Regions from separate parts of the Homo sapiens genome. Here region 1 is linked to region 2. A link is a loop called in an ENCODE intact Hi-C map of the cell type or tissue named here. Cell type or tissue: OCI-LY7. All regions are shown on one strand. Each heading gives the region's core, and the rest is flanking DNA. Links, peaks and the distances in the headings are about the cores only. Region 1 has its middle 40 kb from the start of FBXL14. Region 2 overlaps ERC1 (ELKS/RAB6-interacting/CAST family member 1).

Region 1 (5,382 bases), core at 86-5,085, 240 kb before region 2:
GTGTGGTATCTTAAAAAGTCAAACTTATAGAATTACAGTGTAGAATGGTGGTTACCAGATACTGGGGGTGAGGGGTGGGGAATGCACAGATGTTGACCAAAGGGTAGAAAGTTCCAGTTAGACAGGAGGAATAATTCTTCAAGATCTATTACCCAGCATGGCAACCACAGTTAATAATAATGTATTATATATCTCAAAATTGCTAAAACAATAGATTTTAAATGCACTCACTACAAAAAAGGATAAGTATGTGAGGTGATAGATGTGTCAGCTTGATATAATCATTCCACAAGGTATACATATATCGAAACATCACATTGTACCCTGTAAATTTACAATTGTTATTTGTCAACTACAAATAAAAATTGAAGTTAAAAAATAAAAAAGTAATATTCTATTGGGGGATAAACAAAATGTTGTATACACATGCAATGGAATATTATTCAGCCTTAAAAAAGGAAGGAAATTCTGATGCATGCTACGACATGGATGAAATATTGCTAAGTTTCATCCATGGGCCAGGCGAGGTGGCTCACGCCTGTAATCCCAGCACTTTGGGAGGCTGAGGCGGGTGGATCACAAGGTCAGGAGATCGAGACCATCCTGACTAACACGGTGAAACCCCGTCTCTACTAAAAATACAAAAAATTAGCCAGGCGTGGGGGCAGGCACCTGTAGTCCCAGCTACTTGGGAGGCTGAGGCAGGAGAATGACGTGAACCCGGGAAGCAGAGCTTGCAGTGAGCCGAGATTGCGCCACTGGACTCCAGCCTGGGCGACAGAGCAAGATTCCGTCTCAAAAAAAAAAAAGTTTCATCCATGGATGAAACATAGATGCTAAGCAAAATAAGCCAGACACAAAAGGACATATTTTATAATTCCACTTCTAAGAGGTATTTATAATAGATAAACTCATAGATAGAAAGTAGGTCCCGATGTGGTGGCTCGCGCCTGTAATCCAGCACTTCGGGAGGCTGAGGTGGGAGGATCACTTGAGCCCAGGAGTTTGAGACCAGCCTGGTCAACATGGTGAGACCCTGTCTATACAAAAAATAAAAACTAAAAAATTAGCAGAGTGTGGTGGCACACACCTGTAGTCCCAGCTACTTAGGAGGCTGAGGTGGGAGGACTGCTTAAGCCCAGAAGTTTGAGCCTGCAGTGAGCTGTGGTTGCACCACTGCACTCCAACTTGGGTAACAGAGCAAGACCCTGTCTCAAAAATAAATACATACATACATACGCAGGAAAGTAGAAGCAGACAGAAAGAAGTGGTTGTCAGGGGCTGGAAGGCAGGAAGGATGGGAAGTTATTGTTTTATGTTAATTAAACAATAGTGTTAATTCTGAACAGAATTTCAGTTGGGGAAGATGGAAAAGTTTTGGAGATGGACGTGGTGATGATTACACAGCAGTGTGAATGTGCCCAATGCCACAGAACTGTACACTTAAAAATGGTTGAAATGGAAAATTTTGTTAAGTACATTTTACCATAAATTTTTAAAAAACAATAATGTTTGTGAACCTATCTGATAATTGAAAAAACTGGTCTTTGTCCGTGAGTCCCTGTTGGAGCATAAAGCTTCTTCTGCTCAGTGAATGAGCAGATACGAGGCAGCATTGAAAGGAATGCATCCCACATTTGACTGCCCAGTTTGATAGCTAGCAGCACCCCAGGGGTCAAAAGACATATGAGGCCGGGTGTGGTGGCTCATGCCTGTAATCCCAGCACTTTGGGAGGCCAAGGCAGGTGGATCACCTGAGGTCAGAAGTTCAAGACCAGCCTGGCCAGCATGGTGAAACCCCATATCTAGTAAAAATACAAAACTTAGCCAGGCGTGATGGTAGGTGCCTGTAATCCCAGCTACTCAGGAGTCTGAAGCAGGAGAATCGCTTGAACCAGAGAGGCGGAGGTTGCAGTGAGCTGAGATCGCACCACTGCATTCCAGCCTGGGTGACAAGAGAGAGACTCCGTCTCAAAAAAAAAAAAAAAAAAAGACATGGGTCCTTTTTGGACTGTGACCTTGTGTAGCAGGTTTTACCCTGAACCATTAGGGATCAATGAAGCTGATAAATTGTTCCCGTGGGTTAAGAACCAATGCCCATCATCAAGGAGAAATAAGGATTCTCCCAACCGGCCCCTTCCCTCCCATTGCCACATAAGGGAAACTTCTACCATTGCCCCCTCAGAAAGAGACCAAACTCAGACTGCAACCCCTGCCCCCCCACCACTCAGGCAGGTGATCTGGAAGGATCGAGGGGCTTTCCCAGCATCTCAGCCTGTCAGAGGCAAGTCAGAATGAGAATCCAACGCCTACTCAGACACCAGAGCCTCCCTGCCACTCTAGTAGCCAGGACGACTGGAACTATTGCCTACCACAGCCCCTGGCTAAAAATACAACCTCCTCTGAGATGGTTTCAGTTATTCAAATGTTTGAGAGCCAGGCAGCACCTGGCCTGGGTACTATACAAACATCTGGCTGAGGGACTGCCAGAAAACCACTGGGCAGCTGGAGGTCGTATGGGAACTGTGCCCCTGCAGCTGCATGGCCCTGTCCACCTCCTGGCACTTCTCCTTCAAGACCTTCCTTCCACTCTTTCTCCTGCCCGATCGCTGGTCTCCTTCGCTCCTCTGCCCCACCTGGCTTCTCTGCTCTGCCCAGGATGGAATCTCTCCTACCATCTCTGTTCCTTTATTCCCTGCCACACCTCTATCTACCTTTCCACTCGACCTTCACCTGGAAGGGTTTTTCCCTCTCTCGCTTGCCAGTTCAGGGGTTTCCTCCAAGTCCTTCTCAAATGCCATTTGTCTCTGAAAGGCTTCCAGGAACCTCCCACATGGGTAGCTCTCCTGCAGCATCTGCTGGCCAGTCAGCCTCACCAGGGAGGACTCATTCATCGCACAAAATTTGCCCACACCTGCTCCAGGCCGAGCCCTTCATGAGGGCAGGGCCACGGGCACAGTGGTGTATGGAAGGGGGTTTCTGCCCTCAAAGATGGGGGTCCACTGAGGAGGACAAACTAAAACCAAATAGTTAAAGGAACGCACTAGGTTTTAAATCGGAATTTTTGTGTAGAGGTGTCTTTGGGAGCTCTGAGGAGAAAGCAGCCTGCTTGGAGAGGCTGGGAGGTGTGAATCTTGAGTAAACGTGGTCGTCCCCCAGGCTTGTAGCTGCAAAAGGGCACTGCCAACAGCAGCAAGGCATCACGAGGACCACAAGTGTGGCTCTTCGGACGTCATGCTCAGGAAAACAGCAGGCGGCTCTGACCGGCCGTGATGCCGGGCTCATCCAGGAGAGATGTGGGAAATGGAATTGAATCGGAAGGGCTTGGAACTCCCGGCTCAGGAGTGAGAGTCCAGCTTCCTCCTGGGGCCACAGTGCGCTGCTCGGTGTTCCTTAGTAAAAGGCGTGTCACTGGCTATGGTCTCACCAGATTGCCTGTCTAATTCTTATTTTTCATTTGGGAAAGTTCAGAGCAGTTTTCCCTTGGCACCAGTTCACAGCAGAGCCAAAACTTTTGCTAAACGCATGGTTAAAGATTCACAAACATCACAGCAACTGGCACTGTCACAATGGCTCCTGCTGGAGCTACAAAACAGTCCCCAGAGCCTATCTAAGATGAGCAACCTCAGTGACTGACATCAGACGCTCAGGGTGTGCGAGTGTGCTCGTCCACTAAACGTGGCAGAGGACAGATCGATGGTGCCCTCTGACGAAGGGTTCCACAAATAAGCATGGGATACACTCCCTCCTGCTCCTGAGGGAGTCACACGGCATATGAACACATTAAACCTCTGTGGTTTTAAAAAAATGTGTTTAATTTGGTGGAAACCAGCATTTCTCAAACTTACTTGATCACACAACCTTTTTTTCCTCCAAGTGCCTATTAACCTCTCAGGAAGAACAGATGTTGGGAAGCGCAGGATTAGATGATTTCCAGCTGACCTTTCAGCCATTAAAATCCACTGCTTTATGGCTTGAGTATAAGTCACTGGGCTGGAACGTGAGTAACCAAAACATAATTGAGTTTTAGATATACTAACATTTATTCCGAGAAGTCCTCAAAACTGGAAATGGGCATGACTTTACGAAGGGATGTGATGATGACGAAGGGTCCACAGGGGGCCGGAGGGCCACGAATGGGAGAAGAACACAGAAAGCAGGAGAAAGAAAAGGCCTGAGAGGAAGGCAGACTGGTTGAAAGATTCTGATTGGAAGAAGAAAAGGATCTAGTTAAGTTAAGAAAGTTTGGAAAGCATGAGACAGCTTCACAGAAATTCTTTGGGCACCGAGAAAGGCTGAGACAGGGATCAGGAGGCCGTAAGGAGAATGGCCTCTGCTTCACGGCAGAGGAAACCGTTCCCTTGGGGGACACTGGAATGGAGAGGAGGAACCATGGCAGAGCACGATGTGCAAGCCAGGATGGCCTAGCAGGAAAGCACACTCAGATGCAAGGAGAGAGGGACCAGACAACTGGGGGGTGAAAAGGACGGAGAATGGAAGGGCTAATGAGCACCTCAGCCTACATGAAGAGCAAGGGGCTGGCTACCTGTCATCTACCCACATAGCATGAGTAATTCCAGGCTAACTCTGTCACCTTACTCTCAATCCCTTCCCCTCTTGCAACTGCTGGGATCTTGCCCCATGAATCACCCTCCTCTCTCGCACATCTTAGGCCCTTGCCAACCTGTCTCCATGTTTCCTTTGACACTGCTGCTCCCTCCAATTACTGCCCAATTTCTATTCTTTGCCAAACTTCTTGAAAGAAGTTCCAGTGCCACATTTATAACTGCTTGGATAGACTAGCCACCTCAAAGTCAGCAGGTCCAAAAATGGCTCCATCCACCCTCCCCTCCATCCAGCCCCTAACTTAGTTGTTTACACAACTGCTACAGCTATGTGCTGCCAGTCAGCCAGACTCAAAGCCACAGTCACCTCCCAGGTCTAATTCAGTGACAAGTCTTACATCTTCCTCTGCAATAATCTTTTACATCCGTGACACTCTGCCGTCTCACTGCACCGCCCTGACCTCAATTACAGTGGCCTTCTGAATGTTCTCTAAGGCTGGGAGGGCAAATCCTCATCCTCACACACATGCCCCACCTCTTCCTCACCTGGAGACCAACTGGAGGACATGAGTGATGAGGCAATGGAGCTCTTTCCCATGGATGGTCTCACAATCCTCTCAAACGAAGTGTACGGTCCTGGGAGGCCACCACCAGTCAGCTAAAGTGGGCATTCAAGATGACACAAGCACACATCTCATCCCAGCTAATGACTCCAAAATCCAAATAGGAATCTCAATGCTGGCAGCCAAACCACAGTCACGATACAGTTGTTACAGTCTCCAAATGGCAGAACTTCGTCCTAGTTGTCCTGTTCTTG
Region 2 (5,382 bases), core at 239-5,238:
CAGAACTGGATAGTATCACTGTTGACTTTTAAAGCAATAAAACTGACGCTGACTTGAGATGAAGGGATGAAAAATGAAGAAAGTATCACTATAGAACATAAAATAGCAGAAAGCAAGCATCAGTTCAGAAGTCAGGAACATGGAATAAATAGGACAAAGTTCTGTGCTTTGTGAACCTTCCCCCTTTATTGAGGAATGGCATTTTCTGACACATAATTACTCCCACAGAGGAAATGCTTTTCCATAACCTCTTCTTCAAAATTACAAAGAGCTGAGAATTACACAGTAAATTTCTGGCAGTTAACTTGGAGAGACTGTTGCTTGGAGCTGCTGCACCCAAACACTGAGCTTCTCAGCAAACGGCCTGCTGCAGCCCGTAAACTGATCTCTGTGGAGGCCTCACCGAGAGACCCACACGCTCTGCAGCTCAGTGCCAACAGCCTTTCAATGCTCCAAAGCTTCACTTGCAACTCTGCATAAATTGCCAGTTTCTCTTGGCTCCAGAGACAGCTTCACCTGCAGGGTTTCACTTTTCTGTCTGACACCTTAATGTTGATTTTCCTACGCACTACAAAAGAGCCCTCTCCAGTGCTTCTCACACAATTACACAATCACTCTATTGTAAGTCAGAAGAGGATTAATGATTGAGTTTTATTTGATTATAGTCTTGATTAATCCTGACTTTGTTTAATTTGTGACCTTTGCTGGAATCCCAAGGGCTGGGAATTAGAAAATGCACACTGTACCACTGTACTCCGAACAGTTTGAGCTTGCCAATTTATTTCATGCCTCATTAGCCACAAAAGCTATAAAATTTTAGTCCAAAAACAGTTCCACATTTTTTCAGAGTACGGGTACAAAATTTTGTATGAGCTTTTCATTTTGATTTAAATACAGTAAGCCAATAATTAAGTCTACCCTAGTTATACCCATAGGGTTCTAATTCCAACTGGCAGGTATCTCAGCAAAATACCAAACCCCAGGCAAGTCACATCATGATGCAGCTGCCCTGATTTCCCAAGGCTCAGATTTAGTTTTTGTGAAGGGCAGAAAAAATAAAATCTGCTTTTAAAAAATCCTCCCAAATTACAATATTCCTTGATAAACAAATCTTAAAATAGATATCACATCATGGAAATTTTAGTTCTAACTTGAAAGCTCATATATACTTATTTACTATTTGAGAATAGTATTTGTAAATTTTTAGTTATTTACTATTTCAGGATTAGGTCTTTTAAAACATTTTTATAAATAATTTACAATATACACATGCTACATAAAATATTTACCTTTTAGAGTTCCCAGAATCAGCAAATTATTTATGAGAAACTATAGAAGAAGCCCCTTTATGTGACACTCAAGTCTGCTAGGTGATTAACTAAAATATTTCTTAAAGAATAAAGAAAGTATATAGAGAGTGTTTTGCTGCTTTGAAGCTGCTTTGCTGGTTTTTCATTTAGACGAGATCCAAAGATCACCATATAATCTGATGACTTAGGTTCAGTATTGTCTTTTTCACATCCTTTTCAGCTCTGGTTGTGTGAAAGTGGGGCTAGTCAGTATGCAGACATTTGAAATACAATGCCAATTTCAAACTGTGAGGTTTCAAAAAGTCTCCCAATATTCAGTAACTGTTAACCTAATTCAACAGCAGCAATTTTTTTTTGGATTTACTTTTTTTAAAATTATACTTTAAGTTCTGGGATACACGTGCAGAACGTGCAGGTTTGTTACATAGGTATACATGTGCCATGGTGGTTTGCTGCACCCATCAACCCATCATCTACATTAGGTATTTCTCCTAATGCTATCCCTTTCCTAGCCCCTGATCCCCCGACAGGCCGTGTGTGATGTTCCCCTCCCTGTGTCCATGTGTTCTCACGGTTCAGCTCCCACTTATGAGTGAGAACATGCGGTGTTTGGTTTTCTGTTCCTGTGTTAGTTTGCTGAGAATGATGGTTTCCAGCTTCATCCATGTCCCTGCAAAGGACATGAACTCATCCTTTTTTATGGCTGCATAGTATTCCATGGTGTATATGTTACACATTTTCTTTTTTTTTTTTTTTCGTTTTTGAGACAGAGTTTCTCTCTTGTTGCCCAGGGTGGAGTGCAATGGCATGACCTCGGCTCACTGCAACCTCTGCCTCCTGGATTCAAGCGATTCTCCTGTCTCAGCCTCCTGAGTAGCTGGGATTACAGGTGCCTGCCACTACACCCAGCTAATTTTTGGTATTTTTAGTAGAGATGGGGTTTCACCATGTTGGCCAGGCTGGTCTTGAACTCCTGACCTCAGGTGATCCACCCGCCTCGGCCTCCCAAAGTGCTGGGATTACAGGCATGAGCCGCCATGCCTGGCCACGTGCCACATTTTCTTTATCCAGTCTATCATTGATGGGCATTTGGTTTGGTTCCAAGTCTTTGCTATTGTGAACAGTGCTGCAATAAACATACGTGTGCATGTGTCTTTATAGCAGCATGATTTATAATCCTTTGGGTATATATCCAGTAATGGGATTGCTGGGTCAAATGGTATTTCTGGTTCTAGATCCTTGAGGAATCGCCACAGTGTCTTCCACAATGGTTGAACTAATTTACACTCCCACCAACAGTATAAAAGCGTTCCTATTTTTCCAAATCCTCTCCCGCATTAACAACAGCAATTTTGAAATGACTTACCTGCATCCCTTTTCCAAAACATTTTGCTTTATTTCACAGAGATATTTTTTCATATGAGTATGTCATTGGTTTCTTATAATAATAAAAATATATAATTAAAATATCAAGAATAGCTGGAATAAATAACTTTTCAGCAATAATACAACTAAACAGGTTAACAGAGCCATGCCTGGTATATGTGACAGTAATCTAGTAGCTTTTTCAGCATGCTCTGAGCAAAAATTGGCATGGTTAACAGAGAAAAGAAAGTCTCAACCTGACAAGTAGTTATGAATTAAGTGGAAGGTGGTTTAAAAAGCTTCTCATATATTTAATAGTGTTCACTGCTCAGTTAGCCTAAAAGTGCCCATTAGCTATAAAAAGATGTTTACCAGCCGGGCGCGGTGGCTCAAGCCAGTAATCCCAGCACTTTGGGAGGCCGAGGCGGGTGGATCACGAGGTCAGGAGATCAAGACCATCTGCCTAACACGGTGAAACCCCATTTCTACTAAAAATACAAAAAATTAGTCGGGCGTGATGGCATGCACCTGTAGTCCCAGCTGCTGGGGGAGGCTGAGGCAGGGGAATGGCTCACTGGAGGTGGAGCTTGCAGTGAGCCAAGGCTGCACCACTGCACTCCAGCCTGGGCGACAGAGTGAGACTCCGTCTCAAAAAAAAAAAATGTTTACCATTTCATACTGTAAATTCACGTTTCTAGAAATGATATTATTGTTATCAGTTTTGTAAAGTGATGAAACACCCATGATTCACTTCACTGTCTTTCTATGAACTCAATTATACCATCGGTCCCACCTTGTCTCTTCTTTCCTCTCTCTCGCTCTCTCTCTCTCTGGCTTTCTCTCTCTCTAATGTGCCATTCAGAAATAAAACTAGTAAAAAAATAAGTCTGAGAATAAATTTGGGAAGAGGCACAACTTCATGTTTTAAAATCCTGTAGATCCGCCCACCTCGGCCTCCAAAAGTGCGGATCCCCTGAGGTCAGGAGTTCGAGACCAGCCTGGCCAACATGGTGAAACCCCGTCTCTACTAAAAATACAAAAATTAGCTAGGCGTTGTGGCGGGCACCTGTAATCCCAGATACTTGGGAGGCTGAGGCAGGAGAATAGCTTGAACCTGGGAGGTGGAGGTTGCAGTGAGCCAAGATCACACCACTGCACTCTAGCCTGGGTGACAGAGCAAGGCTTCATCTCAAAAAAACAAAACAAAACAAAACAAAAAAACTGTAGAAAACTTCTGAATATGGGCTGGGCGCAGTGGCTCACTTCTATAATCCCAGCACTTTGGAAGGCCGAGGTGGGTGGATCACCTGACGTCAGGAGTTCAAGATCAGCCTGGACAACATGGTGAAATCCCACCTGTACTAAAAATACAATTAGCCAAATGTGGTGGTGCACACCTGTAGTCCCAGCTACTTGGCAGGCTGAGGAAGGAAAATTGCTTGAACCCGGGAGGCAGAGGTTGCAGTGAGCAGAGAGAGTGAGACTCCATTCTCAATAAATAAATAAACAAATAAATAAAAAAGAAAGAAAATTTACTGACTAAAATCCAATGAAGACAGAAGCAGAAGTCTTTATGGCATTAGACCATTTGGCAAGTTTCATTTGGAAATACTTCATTGACATAGTTAGAAAACTACTTCTGAAAGTTGGGAGAAGAGTTAGGAAGACTGGTTGTAGTAAAGATAGAGCCCAGAGGTAAAATAGACAAGACCAAAATGGACAGACAGATTGAAACAAAAATTAAGATATGAACAAAGAAATAATTTTTATTTTTAAAAGATTGCCATTATCTTCCTAATATAAGGTAAAACGAAAACATATTAAATGTTCATGGCTTAGATTTTCTAAAAGAAAAAAGCTTTGACAGTAAATTACATATTTACTTCTTAGAAAGCTTCACACAAATTACTACAGTAAAGAAAAAAACTGGCTGGAGTTAAAAATACCTTATGTCAATTTACCAGGGTCAATCATTGTGTGCTTGTCAAAAATTCAGGTAGGAAAGTTCCTCAAAGTAGAATTGCAGGGTCAAAAGTTTTTGCGCATTTTTTAAAACCTTTGATAAATACACCTAGTTGCCCTCGTTTACTACTTCAGACTATCTTTACACTCAAATACTTGTTTCTTTATATTCTTATTGCCACTGGGTATTACATCTCTGCTACTATGTTACATTTTTAGAAAGGAACTTTTTATTTAAATTTAATCTTCTTTTGTCATAAGTGAGGCTTAATATTTTCTTATAATTTTATTAGTCATCTGCGTGTATAGTTTTGTGAATTGCTTGATTATATTCTTTGCCTACTTTTCTATTATGATCAATGTTCTCATTTCATGGATGGAGAAACAGAGGCCCAGATAGGGTAAGTATTTTTCTTAAGGCTTTATAGTAAATGAATCACCTCTATGGAGTTAAAAATTTAAGGAACCTTCTCATCTTTCTAATACAATAGGAAATACTGATGAAGTAGACAGGATGTGGGTTAGCATGTCAGCAACATAGACTCACCATACCCTCCAGCCCATTATCACTACCACACACTTTAATTTAATTTAATTTATTATTATTATGTTTTTAGACAGAGTCTCACTCTGTTGCCCAGGCTGAAGTGCAATGGTGTGATCTGGGCTCACAGCAAACTCCGCCTTCCAGGTTCAAGCAATTCTCCTGCCTCAGCCTCCCGAGTAGCTGGGATTATAGGCACCT

The links. A loop is a pair of places that touch in the nucleus more often than their neighbours do. Peaks named below come from ENCODE experiments on the same cell type or tissue, not always from the same donor. Only the 100,000 strongest peaks of a DNase experiment are listed, where the experiment ranks them.
Region 1: a loop joins it to region 2, with 7 times the contacts of the local background. A loop is called at or near these places in 2 of 110 quality-filtered maps.

Annotation. Positions count from the first base shown.
Region 1 is chr12:1,551,623-1,557,004 of GRCh38, reverse strand. No RefSeq gene overlaps it. Among named protein-coding and RNA genes, the nearest start is that of FBXL14, 40 kb to the left of the region's middle. RefSeq lists enhancers at 2,168-2,267, 2,548-2,607, 2,668-2,737. In OCI-LY7, for the core only: no CTCF peak of the experiment used is centred there; DNase peaks (open chromatin) are centred at 2,424, 2,854, 3,124 and 3,594; H3K4me3 peaks cover 1,640 bases; H3K27ac peaks cover 3,053 bases.
Region 2 is chr12:1,313,853-1,319,234 of GRCh38, reverse strand. The region is part of intron 15 of ERC1 (ELKS/RAB6-interacting/CAST family member 1); the gene reads right to left. Among named protein-coding and RNA genes, the nearest start is that of LINC00942, 180 kb to the left of the region's middle. In OCI-LY7, for the core only: no CTCF peak of the experiment used is centred there; DNase peaks (open chromatin) are centred at 434, 1,514 and 3,224; H3K4me3 peaks cover 756 bases; H3K27ac peaks cover 3,443 bases.